Regions from separate parts of the Mus musculus genome. Here regions 2 and 3 are each linked to region 1. Evidence: chromatin loops called from intact Hi-C (ENCODE). Cell type or tissue: gastrocnemius. All regions are shown on one strand. Links, peaks and the distances in the headings refer to the core of each region. The heading gives the core; the rest is flanking DNA.

Region 1 (7,476 bases), core at 932-5,931:
GTCTGCTATTTCGAGAATAGTGTTGGGAACTCTTTAACTCAAAAAAATCTTCTGCTGCCACCTACTGGCAAAATTGTTGCATTACATCATCATGTCCTCTACCAGGTAATTCATGGGCAGCTGAATTCCCTCCGACTGAAAGTTTCCCAAGTATGTACACAAACAGAACGGATTGGGGAGACTTCAGATGTAATTAACCCCCTTTTGTGGTATAGAGGACTGGTACCAAGGCCTTGCTCAGTCGAGGCACGTAATCTGCCACTAGCTTCGTCCCCGGTCCTTACAGTAATTTTCTTTTGCATTTTACCTTGGAGAAAACTACTGCCCATTCACAATATTTGTATAAAAACAAAAAGTGTATGCTCTCCACCTTTTTCCTTAGACCACAAAGTTGTAAAAAGCAACCATTTCCTTCAAGCCCACACTGGCTCCAGATGGGCCTTGCTTAAGCATTTCGTTCCTGTGTTAAATGTCTCGGAAATATTGTTCCATGTTTGGTAAATGTATTTTCCTTACTAAACACTCACACAAGTTTTCATAGTAATTATGAAACTAAGGGGTTTTTTTTCTACTCGGAATATTTACTTATTCCTGATAAGAACACTAATTCAACGTATATTAACTGGTCCGCTAGTTTACTCTCTCAATACTGAACCATCTGGATCTTGCCTTGCCCACAGAGTTTATAGCTTAGGAAAGAGAATGCAAAGCCCAAACAAGAAAGTACATTCGGCCGGGCGTGGTGGTGCACGCCTTTAATCCCAGCACTTGGGAGGCACAGGCAGGCGGATTTCTGAGTTCAAGGCCAGCCTGGTCTACAAAGTGAGTTCCAGGACAGCCAGGGCTACAGAGAAACCCTGTCTCGAAGAAAATTTAAAAAATAAATAAATAAATAAAAAGAAAGTACATTCGATGGTGGAAATAGAGAGCCAGGGAACTCCAGAGTGGAAGTGCCTAACATAGCTCATACTTCTAACAGTAAATGCTAAACACACATGGTTTTCACACTGAAGATCAGTATTTCCCTAGCTGAGGACTTCTGCTTACCAATGTCAGCTAGGCTTCCACGGCAAGACCGCGCTCAGGGTCCACCCATTTCTGCTCCCTAATGCTGTAGTAACAAGCATGCAGCCATGCCTGGCTATTCACACAGGTACTGCGGATTCATACTCAAATCTTCGTGGTGGCGAAGGAAGCAGTCTTGCCCACCATCTCCCCCAGACCCAGCATCAGCATTAATACTGTCCAAATGACCTTCAATCAGTGAGGCATGGGGACTGGTAAATAAATGACGTTGCTTTTTTAACACACATTCACACACACACACTCATTCTCATACACAAACACACATACACACACTCTCACACACACTCACACACTCATTCACACACACACTGCCCCTGCAATAAATGACTCTGAGGTATATTCTAGTTGGGCTTTTAGAATGTTCCCCAAGGTGTGTAACAGAACTTTGTGATTTGAAAAAGTTTAATAAATGGCATCTATCTTTCCCACAAATTGTCCTGAATCACACGTAGCAGTGACCAAGGTGAGCCTGTGAAAAACGGGACCTGCCAATTATATTTACGGGGAAATTGCCAGCTTCCAGAAGACAGGCTTCCTCGGGGAAGAAAGCAGCGACTGAGCCACACTGTCTCAGTGACTCCTACATGTGAGTGATATTCCCCCTGAAAGGAACAAGGAAGGGGCATTGAAGGGCCAGACAGAGGAGCGCCATCTGCTGGTGAGATAAGCCCGCTACAGCAGGAAACAGCGCCCCCACCCTATCGCGTGTCAACCCTCCGCTCAGCGAGCTGTGTTTTCCTAGGTCAGTAACTCCCCAACACCACACTCGATATAATAAATTGTTTTTAAAATTTTAATCTCTGTGTTCTCAGTACTCAACCCCAGATGACACTGGTCCCCAGTGAAGACCACAGTAATCAATAGTATGAGTAACGGCCATTAAATCGATATTCTGTTTGTCATTAATAGATTTTTAACCACATAATTCCTGCCTATAAAATAGGAACGGTGTTTGTTCTGATTTTCATTGTAAACATTTATTGAACCCTTGCTCTGTGATAAACTATTGCATATTTATTTAATGCTCACAAAGGTCTGTATTCCCCCTAATTACTCAGATGGCGAAACAGAGGCCTCTAAAGGTCAAGGAGTTTGATAGAAGTCACTCCACTAATAAAAGTGACATCAGAACTAGGCCTGGTTAATCGCAAGTCGAAACCCATCCTCCATCGGTGCACTGCCAATCCATCCCTCCCAATCATTAAACTGAACGTATGTTTTAAAGATAACGCATTTGGTTTTGCTTTAAATTGCTTTAGAATTGCCAACAGGACAACGAGCTTCAAAACTAGCACTGAATGATGCAAATCGATTTGAATATTCTTCTTTGAGATAAATTGGCCTTCAGGCACACCGACCAGACTCTGCTTTGTACAAAAGACGGAAGCAAATAATGATGGTGATAAGCACACAGAAGAAAATGACCCGTATTTTTGGACAAGTCGTTGCTAAGTATCTTCTGATCTGAAATCAATCCAAATCGTTCCCCTGAGTCTGGAGGCTCCTTATCCTCTGTCAATGAGGTTTGCTACGTCAGTGGCTTCAGAGTTCAAAGCTCCAGCTATGAAAGACACACCCTTTCCTGTAAATGCTCTAAGCAAAGTGTGTGTGTGGTCTGTGACGCAATCCCAGCTCCATAATACTGCGTACTATGGAACTATGACTATATCTCCCGTCTTTAAACACACAGAAGTCAAGGGCAGGTTCCTTGACCCTACAGCAATACTTGTTGGGTACTTGAGTCTCAAATTGCTGATTCTTTGAAACAACAAATCAGACGAGGGAACCTCTTGTAAACCTTTGACCCAATAAAGCAAGACTCCTTCAGGAATCTTTTGGGGATTTTTCAACGATATGTTGTCATATGAACTCGAAACACATTTATCCAAACAAATTGACTTTATTGTCATTTTTTTCTTTTTTTAAAGATTTATTTATTTTATCCCCCCCCCCCGTGTGTGTGTGTGTGTGTGTGTGTGTGTGTGTGTGTGTGTGTTGCCTGCACATATTGGTATGTACCTGTTGCCTGAAGAGGAGAGAAGTGTGCTCTAGAACTGATGACAGACTGTGGGGAGCTGTCATGTGGGCGCTAGGAATCAAACCCCAGTCCTCTGCAAGAGCAGCCAGTGCTCTTTGACTGTGAAGCCATCACTCCCACCCCAAGAGTTTTCCTTAGTGGACCCGGATTCGAGGACCAGGAATGGATGCTGTATTGGACCCCTGGGGAACACACAGCATCTTGAAAACCCAGACTCCTGTTGAGTAGCTCACTGCGCCTTTGAGTCCTCTCCTCGGTGGCAGCGGCGGGAGGGGGGGGGGTGGGGGGGGTGAGCTCTTGTGTTGCCCTCAGGAAAACAATGGAAGATAGGATCTTTCAGAACAGCGTGCCTGGGGAAAAGCTGGGCCTTTGGAACAAAGCAGGACGGGTTACTCTTTAAAGGTTTCACACTTTCCCAGCAAATATTCTCACTACAACCACTCCTCCTGGGGTAACATAGCCTACCCTGTTTCCTGTCCCCCCAATCACGGGGGATAGGCGCTGGGTGACCATGGAGTCCTACTCACCCAACTGCATGACTAACCTGTGACCCAGTGAGGCCAGAGTCTTTAAGCTTTTTCTCTATATAGCTGAGTCACAACATGAAAACGCTATTTGATTTGAAATTGTGGTTTGGGGCAACAATCTATCTTCCTGATGGGTGTATAAAGCCAGCTGGAAATAATGAAGAGATTGCAGGTTCTAATGAACCTCGGGTCTACCCTGGATCTGCCTTCCAAGGATCTAGTTCCCACCGCAATGCCTTCACTTCCATGGGATCTGTTGAATCCAGCTGAAATGGGTTCTGTTTCCAAGTTTTAAAAACTTACTTCTAGCAAGTTAAGTTGAACTCAATGTAGTCACGATGCTACACGTAAAGTCCACAAGATGGCGCTCTCCTCAAGCTTTCGTTCCATGGCTTCCCAACCAGCCATTCTAGCTGATAGCCACATTCACAAATCATAATCAGTTGAAAACTCTCAATGGTTCCGAATGCACTCCAATGGTTACAGCTGTGCCGAGTAGGGCACCCTGCATGGAGTGCTTAAAACCAAGCAGGTGTGGAAAGCTATAGTGTGGCCATCTCTTTCAGGACAACATCAACCTGCAATGGGTTTAGGAGATTTTGTATGAAATGCTCTGCGACAGCTGAGATCACAGAGCCCTATAACCCACCCATCCACTAGCCTGATTAGCCTTCAGGGCCAAAGAGCTTTACTGTAAGGTTGTTACCTACCGGGATATCACAAGTCTGTGTCCCTATCTCAGCCCAGATTTAGTGCACTGGTGAGTTGGAGAAGTCTTCTGCCTACAACTTCCGGTTCCGGCTTACTGCACAAATAACACTGTCTTTTCATGAGGTTTTTGGGTTTGTTTGTTTTTTTTAAGATTTACTTATTTTATGTATATGAGTGCTCTATCTTCGTGTATGCCTGCATGCTGGATGACAGGATTAGATCCCAGATGGTTGTGAGCCACCAGGTGGTTGCTGGGAATTGAACTCAGGACCACTGAAAGAACAGATAGTGCTCTTAACTGCTGAGCCATCTCTCCAGCCCCTTTAAATGAGGTTTTAATGGGTGTTTTGAAAATGGAAGGGCTTGACCTCTTGGATAAAATATAAGGTTCCTATCACCATAATAAAAATTCTGTACACTCTATTAAAACTTCCCTACTTGGCAGGGTGTCAGTAGCACACAACTTTAATTGAAGTGCTCAGGAGGCAGGCGGATCTCTCTGAGTTCAAGGCCAGCCTGGTCTACAGAGTTAGTTCCAGCCAGGGATGCACAGAGAAACCCTGTCTCAAAATATAGATAAATTAGATTAGATAGATAGGATAGAGAGAGAGAGAGAGAGAGAGATGATAGATTGATAGATAGATAGATGATAGATAGATAGATAGATAGAATGATAGATTGATTGATAGATAATAGATAGAATGATAGGTAGGTAGGTAGAATAATAGATGAAGATAGAAAGATAGAGAGAATGATAGATAAGATAGAATGATAGATAGATAATAGAATGATATATGTAAATAGATAGAAAGAGATAGAATGATAGATAGATAGATAGATAGATAGATAGGATGATAGATAGAATGATATAGAGATAGATGGATAGATAGATAGATAGATAGATAGAATGATAGATAGAATGATATAGAGATAGATGGATAGATAGATAGATAGATAGATAGATAGATAGATAGATAGATAATCCTTCTTGGCTTGTTGATCTCTTGGGAGAGAATAAAATCACTATCACAATTTTTAAACCAAATTAAACACTTGCCAAGATAATGGACACTGGCCAGGTCCATACCTTGGATTCCCAGAAAATGGTTGCTAGTTACATTAGTTTGGGCAGAACCCACAAGGCTACATATGTATCGACTTCATCCAATCAGAGGCAAGTATACATTATGACATACTTCCCACCTATGTGTGACCAAGCTTATCCTTCTGAGCCAGGGCAACCAACCTTTTTTACAAAAGTGAACAACACCTGGCTTGTAATCTTACATGAACAACAGCCCCCAGGATTCCAGGAAGCTAACTGTCCTTGGGCCAGGAAGGCTTACAGGTTAGTCTCTTAACTAAACACACGCACGGCATAGCTTCGGTTCTTTTGCATAAGCAGACAGCCCAGTGTGAAGCCAAAGTGGAGGGAGGCATTTGGTTCCAATGCACACGAGCAGGCTTGAGTCACCCATTCTCTCTCAAGTTCAAAAGAAATGTCCTCCAGCAAGCCCCGCCCTCTGCCCACTCCTAGATGCATTTGCAGGACTGGAAGACAATCTGGCAGGAGATAGGAAGCTTTAGGCTTAGCCCCACCTCTGCTCTCCACACTGACCTCGACTCACATAACCGCTCTGTAGCTTCAGCACCCCGAGAGCAAGGAATTCCTTCTCCGGTTACTTACCTCGAGGACACTGTGAGGACACTGTCATTAGTTCATGACAGTTTAAAATTTGACCAGTGTTTCATTCGATCACAACAACTTTCCATTTCTGAAGTAAGAAAATTGATAAAATGTTAAACAAATGCATTGCTACAATAGACAAAACCTGAGAAGTCTATGGCTTAACATCATGAAGGCTGGTTGGTTGGTTGGTTGGTTGGTTGGTTGGTTGGTTGATTTTTCCCCAGTCTGATGAATGTCGTCCAGCTGTTCCGTATCAGTGGGTAACCTCTCTTTATGTGAGGAAGTGAAGTACCAAGTCCTCTTGCTTGGGGCTCCTTAGGGCTCTTGGGCTTTGGCCTTCTGCTTCCAACTGGCAGACAGGCTAAGAGAGTGGAGAAAATCCCATCCCAGGTGGTTTCCACTCTCCTTGTTGAGAACCAGTCAATGGCTCCATTCAGATGAAAAGGGGCATTGAGAAATGTAGCAGCTGGCTGGGGGCTGCTTCCTAGGGACAATGTCGTTCCCTGGCAGAAGAAGGAAACTGTGGTGAGTGAGCAGAGCCCTGCTTGGCTGTAGCTAAGTCACCCCTTCAAGGCTCCTTCAATGAGAGGTGAGCGCCAGCCACCTACTTCTGAGTAGCTGTTTGCCACAAGCTCAGCAGCTTAAAATAATACCGTGCAGGTATCAGGATGTGGTTTAGCTGGGTTACCTGGCGCAGAGTCAGAAGCTGCATTCTGGATGTTGGCCCAGCCTCCAGTCTCTGGAGGGCCAATCAGAAAAGAAGTCACGTTCCTACCCACACAATTCTTGAGGCTCCTCGGGGCCCTTGCAAGCTTCAGGTTCATGACAGCCTCCCTCCTCAGCACGAGCACAGGAGGAAGGGAGAAACAGAGAAGCAACGGGAAAGGCAGACAGAGGCTCTATCTAGGGCGGTGGTTCTCAACGTTCCTAATGCTGCAACTCTTGAATGCATACAGTCCCACACATTGTAGTGGCCCCAACCATAAAATTATCTTCACTACTACTTTGTAACTGTGATTTTGCTACTTTTATGAACCGTATCATACCTATTTTTTGGAGATAGAGGTTTGTCGTAGGGGTCGCGAGCCACAGGTTGTGAACTGCCACTCTGGAGCGACTCAGCTAGCTACTGAATGGAATGGCGGTGAGGGCTACAGGTGTCCAGACTTGGATCTTCATGTGTGTGCAGCAAGCATTCTTAACCACTGAGCTATGTCTTCCAGCCCCATGAAAGATATTTTGATAGGAGAATCCTGTTGTGTGTAGAGGAGGCAACGAAGTTTCAGTTGTCACCAGAGAAGCCGACAGAAAAGTGAAAATGGGGAACATAGATGAGAATCGATCCAGTAGGAGGCGCTGTTGAGAGGGACGGCGATGATGAAGAAAGGCCGCAAATAGGAAAAGTCAGCGGTGAAATTGTAGAA
Region 2 (7,476 bases), core at 1,392-6,391, 91 kb after region 1:
TGGTCCTTACTTTCAAGCTCTTGTTCACTGCTGGCTATGCCAGGCTAGCTGGCTCGTGCAGTTCTGGGGAATCTCCGACCTCTGATCCCATATTGCTATAGGAGCATTAGAATTGCTGGGGTGTGCTACAGTCCCAGCTTAGAATGGTTCTAAGGATTCAGACTCAGTTCTTCACATTTGCGTAGTGAGTGCTTTACTAATTGAGTCGTTCCCTCAGCCCTTTATAAATCTGTGTGTGTGTGTGTGTGTGTGTGTGTGTGTGTGTGTGTGTGTGTTCTATGTGGTATGTAGATGTGTGTGATGTGTATCTATGCATGCATGTGTGTATAATGTGTATGTGTAGGTGTGAGTATGTAAAATTTGTATTTTTATATATACTCTGGTGATGGTTACAATCAGTAAAGTTTTGGCACAGGAGCTTGTTCCAAACAGAATGATTAGCCAGGCATGGTGGCGCACGCCTTTAATCCCAGCACTCGGGAGGCAGAGGCAGGCAGATTTCTGAGTTTGAGGCCAGCCTGGTCTACAAAGTGAGCTCCAGGACAGCCAGAGCTATATAGAGAAACCCTGCCTCGAAAAAACAACAACAAAAAACAAACAAACAAACAAACAAACAAAAAACCAGAATGATTAAAAGGTTATTAGTAGACACTTCAGAAATTTCTTCGTCCATTTGGTTAATCAAGAAGTATTTGTCCAGATGCTATATACCAACAGACCTCTTGCAGCTGGAGTGTTTTAAATCTATCCTTTAAAGTATGATGATGGGGCTGGAGGAGTAGCTCAGCAGCTAAGAGCACTGACTGCTCTTCCAGAGGTCCTAAGTTCAATTTCCAGCAACCACATGGTGGCTCTGAAGGCAGCTATAATTGTACTTATACATAAAATAACTCTCTCTCTCTCTCTCTCTCTCTCTCTCTCTCTCTCTCTCTCTATCCACCTCCTCTCCTCTCCTCTCCTCTCCTCTGCTCTCCTCTCCTCTCCTCTCCTCTCCTCTCCTCTCCTCTCCTCTCCTCTCCTCTCCTCTCCTCTCCTCTCCTCTCCTCTCCTGGTCTCCACTTCAGACTCCAAGCCCCAGGAACCTAAGCCCTGCCCACCTCTCTTATGCCCAGCTATAGGTTGTAGGCATCTTTATCCAACCAATATATTTTTTTCTTTTTTTGGTTTTTCAAAACAGGGTTTCTCTGTGTAGCCCTGGCTGTCCTGGAACTCACTCTGTAGACCAGGCTGGCCTCGAACTCAGAAATCCGCCTGCCTCTGCCTCCCGAGTGCTGGGATTAAAGGCGTGTGCCACCACTGCCCGGCCTGTTTCAATTTCTGAGGAAACTGTTATGCAACAGAGGGGATAAATATTCCTCCCATTGCCTTTTGGGCAGCTTAGAATGCCAGCTCTTTACCCAGGGCTAGAGATGTCGAGATGAAACTTAGAACAAAGCCAGACACTGCTACTTTCACATATGGTATGTGAACTTTCAAGGAATTGTAAAACTGATGCTTCCATTTCTAGTGTTACCAGGGAAATGGCTCTGTGTGTGTGTGTGTGTGTGTGTGTGTGTGTGTCCAAAGCTTCAGTGGTCTAAGGCTACTTGGCAGGGTTTTAGAACATATACTTACTGGGGGTCATGGTGCGGGTCCTGCTGAGTACCCCTGTTACTTTGTGATGCCTAGCAAGACATACCAAGGATAATAACTACCACAAGCAGCTTCACAGTTTACAAAGTGTTTTTGTTTCTGTGATCTTAGGTGTTCTCACCACACCCACCAGGTGCGATAGTCAGAAATAGCTGGTGCCTGTTTGAAGTCAGCCTGACTCACTTCCCTAGTTAAGGGCTGAAGTGAAGGATAGAATCTACAACAGCTTGTTCTGTCGGGTCCAGCTGTCTGGAGAGAGCTTCAGCACGGACAGTCAACTTCCAGAGGAAGGACGTCGGTCCAGAATGCAGCATTTGAAACCTAATAGCCCCTTCCCAGCAAGCCGAGAAAAGAGTCAGCCTGCTTCTGCACTGGGTGGGCAAGCCTGTCTGCGAATTGCTCTCTGCGGGCTTCAAAGGTGGAACTGCTTGGCATCAGTAAAGAGTCCTCCTTTCTCTTAGTCCTGTCCCCGGCTCTTCTCCCACAGAGGTACTTACAGTGTCTTTATAGTGATAAAGTAAGACTTGCCCAAGCTTACTCATAACCCTGCAAGATTATTCATTCTTAAAATTATGATACTAGCATGCATATTCTCCTAGAAAGCAGTTATTTTAAAAACTGGGGCTCTAGTTCAGTGGTTAAGACCACTGGCTGCTCTCTCAGGAGGCCCAGGCTTAACTCCTAACCCACCTGGCAGCTCACAACTATCTGTAACTCAAAACCCAAGGAGTCTGATGCCCTCTTCTGGCCTCCAAGAACACTGTACCCGAGCTTGGTGTACAGACATAATTAATGGAGGTAAAACACTCATACTTATAAAATAAAAATAAAACAATAAAATAAAACTTAGCACTCCCATTATTATTATTATGCTGAAAATGTTTCAATGCTTGGACATTACCCCCCCCCCCCAGCGATTTTGATTCATTTCATCTGCAGGACCTGGGAACAATTTGGCTTTTTTAATTAATATTTTTCCCCCTTGAGATAGTGTTCTAGTAGCTTTAAATCATTACCTGAGAAGGGAGGGATCACCGGGATTATCCTGTGAACACATTCCTGTGGGACTGTCTTGGCTGTTAGCTGACGTAACAGGGCACAGCCCTCTGTAGATGGCACTATTCCTCTAGCATAAGCCTGCTAGCAAGCAAGCCAGAGACCAGGGTCTCTGCTTCAAGTTCCTGCCCTGACATCCTTCACTGATGGATGTCATATAGCTTTTCTCCCCTAAATTGCTCTTAGCCAGGGTGTTTTTCTGGTATAGTTTTGGTTTTGGTTTTTTTTTTTTTTTTTTTCCAGACAAGATTTCTCTGTGTAGCTCCAGCTGTCCTGGAATTCCATCTGTAGACCAGGCTGGCCTTGAACTCAGAGATCTGCCTGCTTCTGCCTCCTAAATGCTGGGATTAAGGTCAAATGCCACCATGCCCATGTCAGAGTGGTTTTTTTGTTTTGTTTTTCTTTGCTTTATTTTATCATAGCAACAGAGATAAAGCTAAAACCAGTGTTCCTCTGTTTTGACCAAGCTGGGTTTTGAAGCCTTGGGCTCCAAAAGCTTCTTTTTTTTTTTTTTTTTTTTTAAATTTTTTTTTTTTAATGTTTTTTTTTTTTTTTTTTGCTTGTTTGTTTGTTTGGTTGGTTTTTGGTTTTTCGAGACAGGGTTTCTCTGTATGGTCTTGGCTGTCCTGGAACTCACTTTGTAGACCAGGCTGGCCTCGAACTCAGAAATCCGCCTGTCTCTGCCTCCCAAGTGCTGGGATTAAAGGCGTGCGCCACCACGCCCGGCCCCAAAAGCTTCTTGCATGAGCCTCCTCGGGAGTAGTGACCACCTAAACACAAACTACCCCAGTTTTATAAAAGCAACTCATGCTTTTAAAATCAGCTTATTTTTATGTGTGTAGGTGTTTTGCTTGTATACATGTCTGCATCTGCTGCCCTTGAGGCCAGGAGAGGACCTCAGATCCTCTGATCCACTGGAGTTACTGTGTATGTGCTAAGACCCAGGTCCCCCGGAAGAGCAGCAAGTGCTCTTAACCACTAGTCTATCCAGTCCCTCCAAAGCAGCTTGTTAAAGGTAGCAAGAGATGCTGGAGGACTGGGCACAGAAATCAGAAAGAAACATGCCAATGTATGCTCAATGGTACCAAGTGTCTGGAGGGGAAACCATGTGTCATAGAGACCCCTCTCGCAACCACGGTGGCCTGTGTGAATGATGAACACACAAGGTTGCTACTGGTGGAAAGTTCACCCCTGAAGCTGTGTTAGCTAATAGAAACGCATCCAGCCTTCAAGACAAAGCAGACAGACCCAACGCAAAACCGGAAATGTCAAGCCTTTCGTCCTTGTCTAGTTGCCCTGGAGACGAGTCAACGCTGTTTACCTCTGGCGCTCTTCTTGCTCCAGCTGCAAGCCTACAGGGTGCGTCGGGGAAAGCCTCAGGGACCAAATCCTGGGGATGAGAAAAAAATGCTTCCCCTAATATCTAAAATCAGTGTCCGAGTGCGTTGTTCTAAGTAAGTTGTAAGTAAGCCCCTAGTCAATTATGGCTACAGCCCGGGTGCTTAGACGCCCACTTTGACTGGTCAGGTTTGTCTTGTGTTCTTGCTTAACCAGTGGACTTGCTGATTTTACTTTACTCTAATTCATGCAGAAATTCTTTTCTTTCTTTTTTAAAAAAGATTTGTTTATTTATTTCATGTCTGTGGGTACACTGTCGCTGTCTTCAGACACACCTGAAGAGGGCATCAGATCCCATCACAGATGGTTGTGAGTCACCATGTGGTTGCTGGGAATTGAACTCAGGACCTCTGCAAGAGCAGTCAGCGCTCTTGACCATTGAGCCATCTCTCCAGCCCCAGAAATTCTTTTCTGTCAGACAACAAGGACCTGGGTGAACCAGAAGAGTATCACCCCCAACCCAGGTCAGAGTGTTGAGTAACATTCCTGTTTCCTGTGTCTGAAATGGCCTTGATAATAAATAGTTCAGCAGGTGAAGTTTCGTGGCATCTCCTGATGTAGTCTTCATGAAGCAGATGAACAGACACTCATGAAAAGGCAGGGCCACCTCCGAAGCTTACACACACACACACACACACACACACACACACACACTGAAAACACAGGGAACATCCGCCCCCCAAATCATCCAAAATCTGAAGTCACCATGGTATGAAAGCCCTTCTCAGATCATGTGTGACAGACATGGATGAACCATACAACTGTACAGGTCAGTGGCCCTTCAGAGAGAGGAAATAAATTACCCAGAGTGCTTTGATGGATACAAGTAAAGAATGTGTTCTGCTTAACTCGGTTAACTGCTCCAAGAATTAAAAAAGCGTTGACTCATCTCCAGGGCAACTAGACACAGGATAAAAGCGTGGCATTTCCGGTTTTGCTGTTGGGTCGGCCTGCTTTGTTTTGAAGGTTGGATACCTTTCCATTAGCTAACTCAGCTTTAGAGATGAACTTTCCACCAGTAGTAACCTTGTATATTCATCATTCACACAGGCCACTGTGGTTGCAAGAAGGGTCTTTAAGACACATAGTTTCCCTTCCAGACACTTGATACAATTGAGCTGAAAGAATGTCCTCCTATTTTGTTTCTGCACAGGGGTTAATAATACAGTATTAGATTTCCCTCATCATGCAACCCACAAATTCATACGCATGCCTTTACTTTCAGTTCTGCGAGGGCTAAAGTTATATGTTAAGTTTTAACTACTGTGCTTAAGAGATCTATAAAACAAAAAACGCCTCTAACCTGTAAGCCCCACTTGCCCAAGGGCAGCCAGCTTCCTGGAATGCTGGGGGCTGCGGTTCAAGTAAGATAACAAGCCAGGTGTTTTCACTTCTGTGAAGAAGGTTGGTTGCTCCAGCTGCACAGGAAGTGCTTGGTCACATGCATGATAGAGAGGTATGTAGGCAGGAAGTATGTCCGGATATGATTGCTGTTGATTGGATGAACGTGGGAATACGGAGTCTTGTGGGGTTTACAGCCATTCTCTGGGCATCCAAGGTATGGAACTGGCCGGTGTCCATCATCCTGACCAGTATCTAATAAAGCCTGCTTTACATTTTGCTCAAAAATTGTGGTACTAGTCTTATTTTCACCTGGTAGGATTAACACTTCTTCTTACTGCTTTGTATACCATTGTACGGTCACAACATGGTGATGTAGTTTTCAGACAGCAATAGGGTCTAGTGAGGGTGTTATCCCAGAACACAGCTGTGATGGTCTCAAAGATATGCCCACACAGTCTAGAAATCTGAATAGTTTCTGGTTGGTGGCACCATTTGGATAGGTTCAGGAGGTGTGGTCTTGCTGAAGGAGTCACTGGGGGCAGGCTTTGAGAATTAAAAGACTTGTGCCAATTTTAGTTTGCTCTCTCTGCATCTTTCTCGAGGTTCAGGGTGTCCTCTGCTTGCTGTACCATGCCTGCCTGCTGCTTGCCAGGCTCCCTGCTGTGACGGTGATGGGCTCCTATCCCTCTGGATGTGTAAGCCCAAATAAACCGTCCCTTCCGTAAGGTTCCTTGGTCATGGTGGTTTATCACAGCAACAGAAAAGCAATTAATATTCAGCAGAAATGTCACCACACCCAAGGTCATCTGCTCCATACTTAAAAGCTAATATTCAGAGAATGAGAGTTGGTGGAAGGAAATCGGGTTTATTCAAGACTTTGTATTCTGAGATGTGGGAAACTATTTCTCCCCTCAAACTTGCATATTAGGGAACTCGGGTACATGAGAACTCCTTCACAAGGGGGGGGGAGGTGCCGAGGTCAAAGGGTGGGAAATGTACGTGCTGGGTAGGATCTTTGTCATCTAGGACTGTTGTCTTTATTCTCCTGTCACAACCAGCCTTGAACTCTGGTGGCTAGCTCATGTAATGAAAACTAAATACCATGGGCCTTTACATGTATTATGTATAATTATATATGTGATACATATGATAGTACCACGGAATATATATTAATACATACACATTCTATAATACATATGTATTATACATATGTTTTTCTTTTTTTTCTTTTTTTTTTTTTTTTTTTTGGTTTTTTGAGACAGGGTTTCTCTGTGTAGCCCTGGCTGTCCTGGAACTCACTGTAGACCAGGCTGGCCTTGAACTCAGAAATCCGCCTGCCTCTGCCTCCCGAGTGCTGGGATTAAAGGCGTGGGCCACCACCGCCCGGCACTATACATATGTATTCTATAAATTCTCCTTTCCTAGGGGGAGGAGAACTCCACAAGCTATTAGTGACCACAGAGTGGAGCTGTGACTTCTTCCATGTTGCCACTGACAAGCTAATCCTGGCTATTGCACAACAAAACTGAGACATGCAATACTAATGCAATTCAGGAGCATGCCACTTTGCCAAGTTTCAATTATTTAAAAACCATCGGCTTTTTAAATTGTGTATGACACGTGTGAAATACATGTCAATCCCTCACCTTCTCACTTACTTTAGTCATATCAAATGATCCAACACAATATGTTCGTGCTTATCATTGAACTTTCACAATGTTATAAACATACATAGTCTTTAAACTAGACTCAGTTCATAACTTTATAATTGCAAGCAAACAAACCAAAGAATCAAATACACACAGACAGAATAACGCAACACAGCGGGAATACTCTAGAGAAGATAATTCCCACCCACCACTGGTTATTGATCTTCCATAAGTTCCAATAGATGAAGGGCAGTGGAAACCCCAAAAAGACATATCCGTGGTATTAAAATATTGCTAAGCGATTCTTATTTTTACAACCATTAGTAGCCTTAAACTATGCATAAACAGTGTTTTCCATGCATGCTGCAGGTGTCTCAGCCAAGCTGATGAAAGAAGC
Region 3 (7,476 bases), core at 964-5,963, 55 kb after region 1:
TAGTAAGGCTTGTCTAATATAAATAAATAGTGTACATAAGTGTCGGGAGCAAAGATTTCAAATGATCAGTCTGAGAGTGGGGGCAGCAGACACACAGGCATTCGGAACCTAATAAGCCAGAGATGCGTGCGTATGTCTCGCATCTAATTGAATGTTAAGCATCTCTTTGGCTCTAAGGTAAGACCCAGACACACACAATGCATTCTCACTGGGTTATGAGATAGAGTTGGAAAGGCCTAACCCACCTCCACCTTTCCTTAAGGAGCATGCTTCTCCGGGTGCCGGCGTTCTCCTCTAACATGCTACTCACATGGCCTACCCTCTTCTACCCACACTATCCCAACATCCCTTCTCCAGACCAGCCACTGAAAACTAGAATCCAAGTTCTATTAGATGCAAAAATCAGCCATGTTAATAATGCTGTATACATTAGCTGAATACATGGTATGGTAATATGCTAGCTGACAATCAGGGTGGACAGGGAGGGTCAGCACACATTCCTGGTTGCCAGGTGGGCCTACACTACTGTTAGGCATCAGGCATCTGACAAGTTGCACACTGCTCCCCACAACAAAAATTACCCAGGCTCCCAGTGTAAAACATCTACGGTGTGGAAGTTCACAAGCCCAACTCCCCTAAGTAAGACACTTCCATCAACAATGGCTTTGTTTCTCTGGCTTAAATTCTAGACACCAAGGAGGCTAAAATAAAGGAGGGTGTGTTTTGCAGGAGGCAAGAATACAATGGAACCCCTGAGGCTGAGGCGGGTACCTAGTTTCCATCCCTAGGAGGCTAGGTATGTCATTTACCAGATTCCTCATTCATTAAGAGCCAGGGAGTTGGTGCCTCAGTGGGGAAAGGAGTGAACACTCAGTCTATGTGTGGCTGGGGACTGAACCCAGGGCTGCATGCATGCTGTGCAAACATTCTACCAACTGAGCTACATCACTAACAAAAACAGGTAGACATCTGGCCATGATGTGAGAGTGAGAGAGAGAGAGAGAGAGAGAGAGAGAGAGCGCAAACTTCAACCCATCTCCTGCTATGGTTGAATAAGATGTTCCTCAAAGGGCTGTTTCTAATTGGCTTGATCATCAGCTTACAGTGTTTTGGGGAGTTGGTGGAATCTTTAAGAGCCAGGGCCTAATAGAAGGAAACACTGAGCTACTAGCCCCTCTCCATCTCTCCTCTCTTTGCTTCCTGTACAACAGGAACAAGCCTCCCTTCGCCCCCTTATCACATGGTTCCGCCATAATATACTTTGTGCTGCAGATCCAAAGCAAAGGGCTAAGCAACCATGATCTCAAACAACACGATCCGACACTGTTAGGCAGAGCAAACCTTTTCCTTTAAGTTGATTACCTCAAGTATTTTTTTGTTTTGTTTTGTTTTTTGTACAGTCACAAGAAGATGTGACAAACACATCTTCCAAAACCTGACTGGGTTGGTTTGCTTTACACGACAGCTACACAATGTCAGTATTTCACCAATAATATAACTCCACTAAATACATTATACTGCACAGGCTATTGCGCTAAGGCACAGCACAGTGGTTCGGCACTTGACTAACAGCATACACGAAAACTTAGTTTGATCATTAGGCCCTCGGAGGGGAAAGAATAGAACAGACAGAAAGTTAACAAAAACAAATGAAACTTGTTCAAATTCTTGTTGCCAAAGTATTGTTCCCACATTCTCTGTGAACTTATTAGGTTATCAATGTAACATACCCGATGTATACAGTCTACGGATATGGTTAGTCAAAAACCTCCCGGAAAGAATTCCAGAAGGAAAATAAGGAAAAGCTAGGCAACCTGCATTCTCTCTGAACCACCCCTCTGTACCGCATAAGATTCACCCGAGCGCTTTGTTCTTGCTGAGGGCTTAGATGCTAAGAGCAGGCTTGGTAACCCCAAGTCTTCCTGTGGCATGCCAGACGGAGCTGTGAGGTCACATGAATTCCTTGCAGTGAACAGAGTCAAGGAAGGCCAGAAGCAGGTTCAGGGGCAGGGCCAGATAGATGACTGCCCAGCTCAGCACAGCACTTGCCTGTATGACTCACTCACAGAGTGTGACACATTCTGTGTCATCACTGCCCTGCCCTCATCCCAGCTGAGTCCAGGCTGGTAACCATTCTCGTATCCTAGTGCCATAAGACACTTAATATAACTCTCGCCACTAGAAGCTCGCAAGAAATCACACTTAGACAAAATGACCAGTTCAAGCCTAACTGTGTACTGGAATTAATCAAGTCCCCAGAGTGAAGCCAGCCACTTTTCTGCCAGGTGAGGTGGCACACACCTTTAACCCCAGCGCTCAGACAGCAAAGACAAGTGGATTCGGAGGCCAGCCTGGTCTACATAGAGAGTTCAAGGCATACAGGGATACACAGAAAAACTCTATCTTTATATAATTATTATTTTCCCCAAATCTTAAATGGTTTTCACTATTTATAAACAAGTTAAAATGAAAGCTCCTTAGATCTCAATTAGACCACATCCCAGAGGCCTGCGGCCAACGTGATAGAAAGGAACTCAGGAGCTGTTGGCATTCCTCCTGTCTCGCCCTTCCTCCTCAGTGTGCCTCTGGAATGCATGTGATCCCAGAAAGAATAAGAGGAAAGGAGTAGTTATATTCCCAGCAACTTAGAGCCACTGTAACAGGGCTGGAAGGGGTTAACCCTTATCTACAAGCTAACAATGAGGAAATGCAAAACTGAGGAAGATCCTACTCAGCATATCTGAACCCAGTCAAGGACACCATCTTCCTCGGCCAGCCTAGGAGAATTAATGTGACTAAAGACAGAAAAAGAATTACTTCTCCATGAAGATAATCTTTACCTAGGTTCACTTGCAGGTGGCTTATATAGTAAGAGCAGAGAAGAACTATAATACAAAAGGCACTTTGCCAGTACAGAGACCTGATGTGTTGTGAAATATGTGTTTCATTAAGTAAAAAAGCAGCAGAGAGAATCTGTGTTGAGTGTGCAGAGGATAGTTACCATCCCTGACTAGCCGATGAGTTCCTCTGTGTAACTCAGAGGCATGTCAAATATCAAGCCGCCTGGGGCCCCAGGCCTGCCTGTGACACTGCCTGTGACCCTTGCCTGAGCTGGCTGTCTACCCACTGCCTTGTGCTTCTGTTGGCTTCAGTACAGAAACATGATGCTCCACAGACGGAAGATTGCGCCAGCCAAGCATACAGGAGCTCTCTGAGTGTTTCGTCACCTTCTACTGTCTGTCTAGGATTGTGACACCATTTCCCCAATGACTCCAAACAGAGGATGGACCAACAGGGCCACACCCCCGAAAGTGCAGGTTTCCTAAGCAGCGTCAGAAGTGGGACAGAGGTACACAGCACGCAGCCATGGATTATCCCAGACTGATGCAGCCAAGGGATGACCTTACGTTGCTTTTGGCTTATTCACTCATCTTAACACCTGTCACAGCGGCGTAGCGGATGACATCTCCAGACACACACCACATTTTAATGAGCTTAGGATTGCATGCCAAGCTTAGATATCACAGAAGTTCCATAACCTTTGAAAGTTTGTTCTGATTTTCCCAGGCTAAAGGACAGCCATTCTGATTTAAATATAGCAAATGTCATAGGTGCTAGCTAGCCTTTCTCTGCATCATGACACATTTTATTCCTACTCTTTCCTTTGGGGGTCTTATGTAGGCCAAGCTGGCTTGGGATGACAATGTACCCCACTTCCTTTAGTGTGGTGCTGGGGATCAAAGTCTGGGCTTCATGGGTGCCAGGCAAGCCTCTACTGATAAGACCCACAGCTCCCAACAGCAGATCCTTTCTACAATTCCTCATGGTCATACGTGGCTTCATACAAGTTTCTTCTTATATGATACTTGACCACTTGACTAATTTTAATACTAAATCAGAGGGCCAATATTTTTCTACATTTTTATTATATTTAGAAAGAACTGGAAACAAAAGCAAGTCATTCGAAATGAATGACAGCTTAAGCTCCTATAACAAGTAGGTGTAGCATCTGGAACCACTGCCCAGGCCAATTCTAAGCCATCTATTGTAGGGGAATTTTAATCCAGCAACACGGCTGTTCTGGCAAGGGATCCACCACATCCAAAGAACTTCTAGAGCTGTGTGATCCAGCCAGAATGACACAACTTTAATCCCTACGGCTGGAATTGTCTGGAATACAGACACACCTTTAGCACACACCTTTAATCCCAAACAGTGACATCTAATTGAGGGGCAGACAAAGTGACAAATCAGAGAAATATCTGACAGAATGAGTTAGAGATAGGATACCCCTAACTCTTAGAGAACAGGAAAGAGGCAACTTAATGGAGGAGGAGGAAGAGGAGGAAGAAGAAGAGGAGGAAGAGGAGGAGGAAGAGGAGGAGGAAGGGGAGGAGGAGGAGGGAGATTTACTAATACAATTATACAAAAACAGGTTACATGTGAAGACAAGAATGAGAAGGAGCCAGAAGATTAGAGAGAACAGATTGTCAGAGTCAGCTTGAGGCCGAGCAGAGCAATTCAATGAGAACCAGAGAGAGGCTGGACTGACTCAGTCATCTTGGAGAGGAGTTTGAGCCACTTAGCCAGCATTCAGAAAGACTAGAAATGCTGAGCTTATTCAGCAGATGACAATAACATCTGGTGAATAAGACTTATTTCTAGAGACTGTAATGCTGGAATGTGAAGGATATAGTTGTACCCATCAAGACAAAGAGGGCAAGAGACCCCACAGACCCTCCATACCAACTTGCTCCTGTCTCCTAGGGGAGCAGAACTGGCCTAAGTCAAAAGCTATATACATGGATGGTAAACATCTCCAACAGCTAGGGAGAAACAGGAAGGAAGGAAGGAAGGAAGGACTCCCATTGTGCTTAGGTAGGCTGACTAAGTGCAGTGGAAGAGGGTGTGTGCTGTACATGACAAGGTGTTCTTTAAACTTCTGGACCTTGTTAACCTTGGTGGAAAGCTAAAGCACCATTGCACGTGGGTGGGCACCATGGCACGTGGGCAGCCGAGTGGAGGGGCACACAAAACTCTGCACCTTAGAGACAGCCATCTGCCCTTGGGAACCCACTCCACACCTTACGAGTTACAGACAGCAAGGCTGAGTCAAATACTCCATTGGAGAGGACAGAGGGCAGGTGAAGGACCAGCTTTGAAAACACTGAAAAGTTTAGCCTTTTGATTAATCTAGTGATCTATTTCTTCCTTATTGCTTGGTCACTGCTATAAAACTTGACTTCCTGTGAATCTAAGTGTCTGAAATGATTACCAGAATTCTCACTGCAACTAAAACAGTTCCTTTAGAGACATAAATAAAGACTGGTTTTTAACTCACTTCTACCAGGAGCTAAGAGGTGTCCTGTGTTCCATGGAAAAGGGATGACTGTAGTCAAGTAACCTCCAAAAAGCATATAATAATGCGCTCTGCTCTGCTCTACTCTTCTCTTCTCTTCTCTTCTCTTCTCTTCTCTTCTCTTCTCTTCTCTTCTCTCTCCATTCTTCCCACTTTACCTTCCTCCCTCCCTCCCTCCCTCTAATTTTTCCAAGTCTTTTAAACAAGGTCTCACTAACACAGTTGAGCTAGCCTTGGATCAGCTATGTAGCCCAGATTGTCATCACACATGCCATCCTCCGACCTCAGCCCCCAGAGTCTGAGATTACAGGCATCCACCAGGCCCAGATAACATGTTTCTTTATTATGGGGCTTTTCCAGACCTTTGTCACCATACAACAGTACCCCTCCAGAGGAAGGGACAAATGTGCTGCCTGCAGATGTTTTTCCCTGGAGAATCTGCTTTTGTTGCTATTGGGAATTTGGGGTGCGGGAGATTTGATGATTTGACTTGGAGTTTCATATACATGAAGTCTATACTCTACCAGTGAGATACAATCCTTTCCTAGACAAGAATTGTGGGGGTTTTGTTTGTCTGGTTGGTTGGTTGGTTGGTTGGTTGGCTGGCTGGTTTTTGGTTTTCTGTTATATATACATATACATATATAATAACTGACATTTTCAAGTTAACAAAATTTCCAATGTAAAAATTAGAAAGCTCAAACAATAATAATATATGTATAAAACATCCAAATTCTAATTGTGAATAATTAAGTTAGACATATAATCTACAGCAACTGGAAAATGTAACAGAGACAACAAAACTCCCCCCCCAAAAAAAACAAACAACAAAAAAATAAAAACAAAAAACAAACAACAAACATACACAAAACTAAACAGTTCATTGGCACTGTGGGAGATTAAACCACACCTTAAATATATGTAAATGAGCTGAATCTGCATATTGCCCGGCACATTGCCTGCCTGTACCCCTTTTCATCCCTCACATCTTTAAATCTGTGAACACCCTCTTGAAACAAAGTCCTTGGAAATAAAATAATATATGGAAGAACACACAGGAGCTAACACATACTGCCCAACCCTCCTGATAATAACCCTATCTGAATCCAGGCAGCTACTATATTGTAGACAAAATTACAAATAACCAGAGGCCTACAGAAGACATCACTCTGCATAGACCAACTTCCAATTGTTTTTTGTTTTGTTTTGTTTGGTTTGGTTTGGTTTGGTTTTTCGAGACAGGGTTTCTCTGTGTAGCCCTGGCTGTCCTGGAACTCACTCTGTAGACCAGGCTGGCCTCGAACTCAGAAATCCACCTGCCTCTGCCTCCCAAGTACTGGGATTAAAGGCGTGCGCCACCACGCCCGGCTCTTTTTGTTTTGTTTTGTTTTTTTGTTTTTTTTGTTTTTTTTCCAATTGGGTGGCTCTAAACGATTCAGTCTGAGTGTATGAACAATAATAAGTAAGGGAAAACTTACCCACAGAAGCTGAGTTTTTAAGAGCTGACTCCTTGGGGGCTCCTTTCTGAATTCGTAATGTGGCCCACTGTTCAAAACAAGAATCATTCATTAAAACTCTTCCACAGACACATATAAACACTGAACATATTTACACAGCTGTGAACACCAAGTCTGGGCACTGTCTGAATTAGGGAGAGACCCCAGGGAACCTCTGATGTACACTACTGCTGGTGGAGAGCTAGAGTTATGTTTTAAGTTTTAACTACTGTGTTTAAGAGATCTATAAAAGAATAACATCTCTAACCTGTAAGCCCTACTTATTCAAGGATAGATAATCCTGTAATGCCCCCTTGCCCAAGGACAGACAACTCCCTGGAAATGGGGGGTGGGGGTGTTCTGTCATGTAAAATACTGAGCAGGGTATTTTCATACCCCCTAAACAGGCTTGGTTGCCCAGCTGCACAGGATGTGGTTGGTCACGTGTAGGCTAGAAGTCACGTGCTCAAACTTTGTGGTAGTCATCTTCTTGCCCAGTGGGATTAACACTGGTCCTTTGTATGCTCCTACAGTTGTTGTCACTGACTAGTAAATACTAGTAAATACATAAATTGCTTCTCACAAGAGCTATGAAGCACTTCCAGAGATTGCAGATTCAAC

The links. A loop is a pair of places that touch in the nucleus more often than their neighbours do. Peaks named below come from ENCODE experiments on the same cell type or tissue, not always from the same donor. Only the 100,000 strongest peaks of a DNase experiment are listed, where the experiment ranks them.
Region 2: it touches region 1 in a loop (16-fold over the local background); 38 of 42 quality-filtered maps call a loop at or near these places.
Region 3: a loop joins it to region 1, with 2.6 times the contacts of the local background. A loop is called at or near these places in 10 of 42 quality-filtered maps.

The regions. Positions count from the first base shown.
Region 1 is chr5:100,911,847-100,919,322 of GRCm38, reverse strand. It overlaps Gm36793 (predicted gene, 36793), which reads left to right and starts at 5,631. Exons shown (of 3, transcript NR_168093.1): 1 at 5,631-5,710; 2 at 7,276-7,476. It overlaps Gm36740 (a long non-coding RNA gene), which reads right to left and starts at 6,130. Exons shown (of 3, transcript XR_389418.1): 1 at 6,050-6,130. In gastrocnemius, for the core only: CTCF peaks have their summits at 1,750 (motif pointing left) and 4,009 (motif pointing right); DNase peaks (open chromatin) are centred at 1,749 and 4,019.
Region 2 is chr5:100,821,055-100,828,530 of GRCm38, reverse strand. It overlaps a transcript of Abraxas1 not described here. Among named protein-coding and RNA genes, the nearest start is that of Abraxas1, 3.9 kb to the right of the region's middle. In gastrocnemius, for the core only: a CTCF peak has its summit at 2,377 (motif pointing left); a DNase peak (open chromatin) is centred at 6,094.
Region 3 is chr5:100,856,570-100,864,045 of GRCm38, reverse strand. It overlaps Gpat3 (glycerol-3-phosphate acyltransferase 3), which reads right to left. Exons shown (of 13, transcript NM_172715.3): 3 at 6,838-6,904. Among named protein-coding and RNA genes, the nearest start is that of Gm46917, 13 kb to the right of the region's middle. In gastrocnemius, for the core only: no CTCF peak of the experiment used is centred there; a DNase peak (open chromatin) is centred at 3,179; H3K27ac peaks cover 2,000 bases.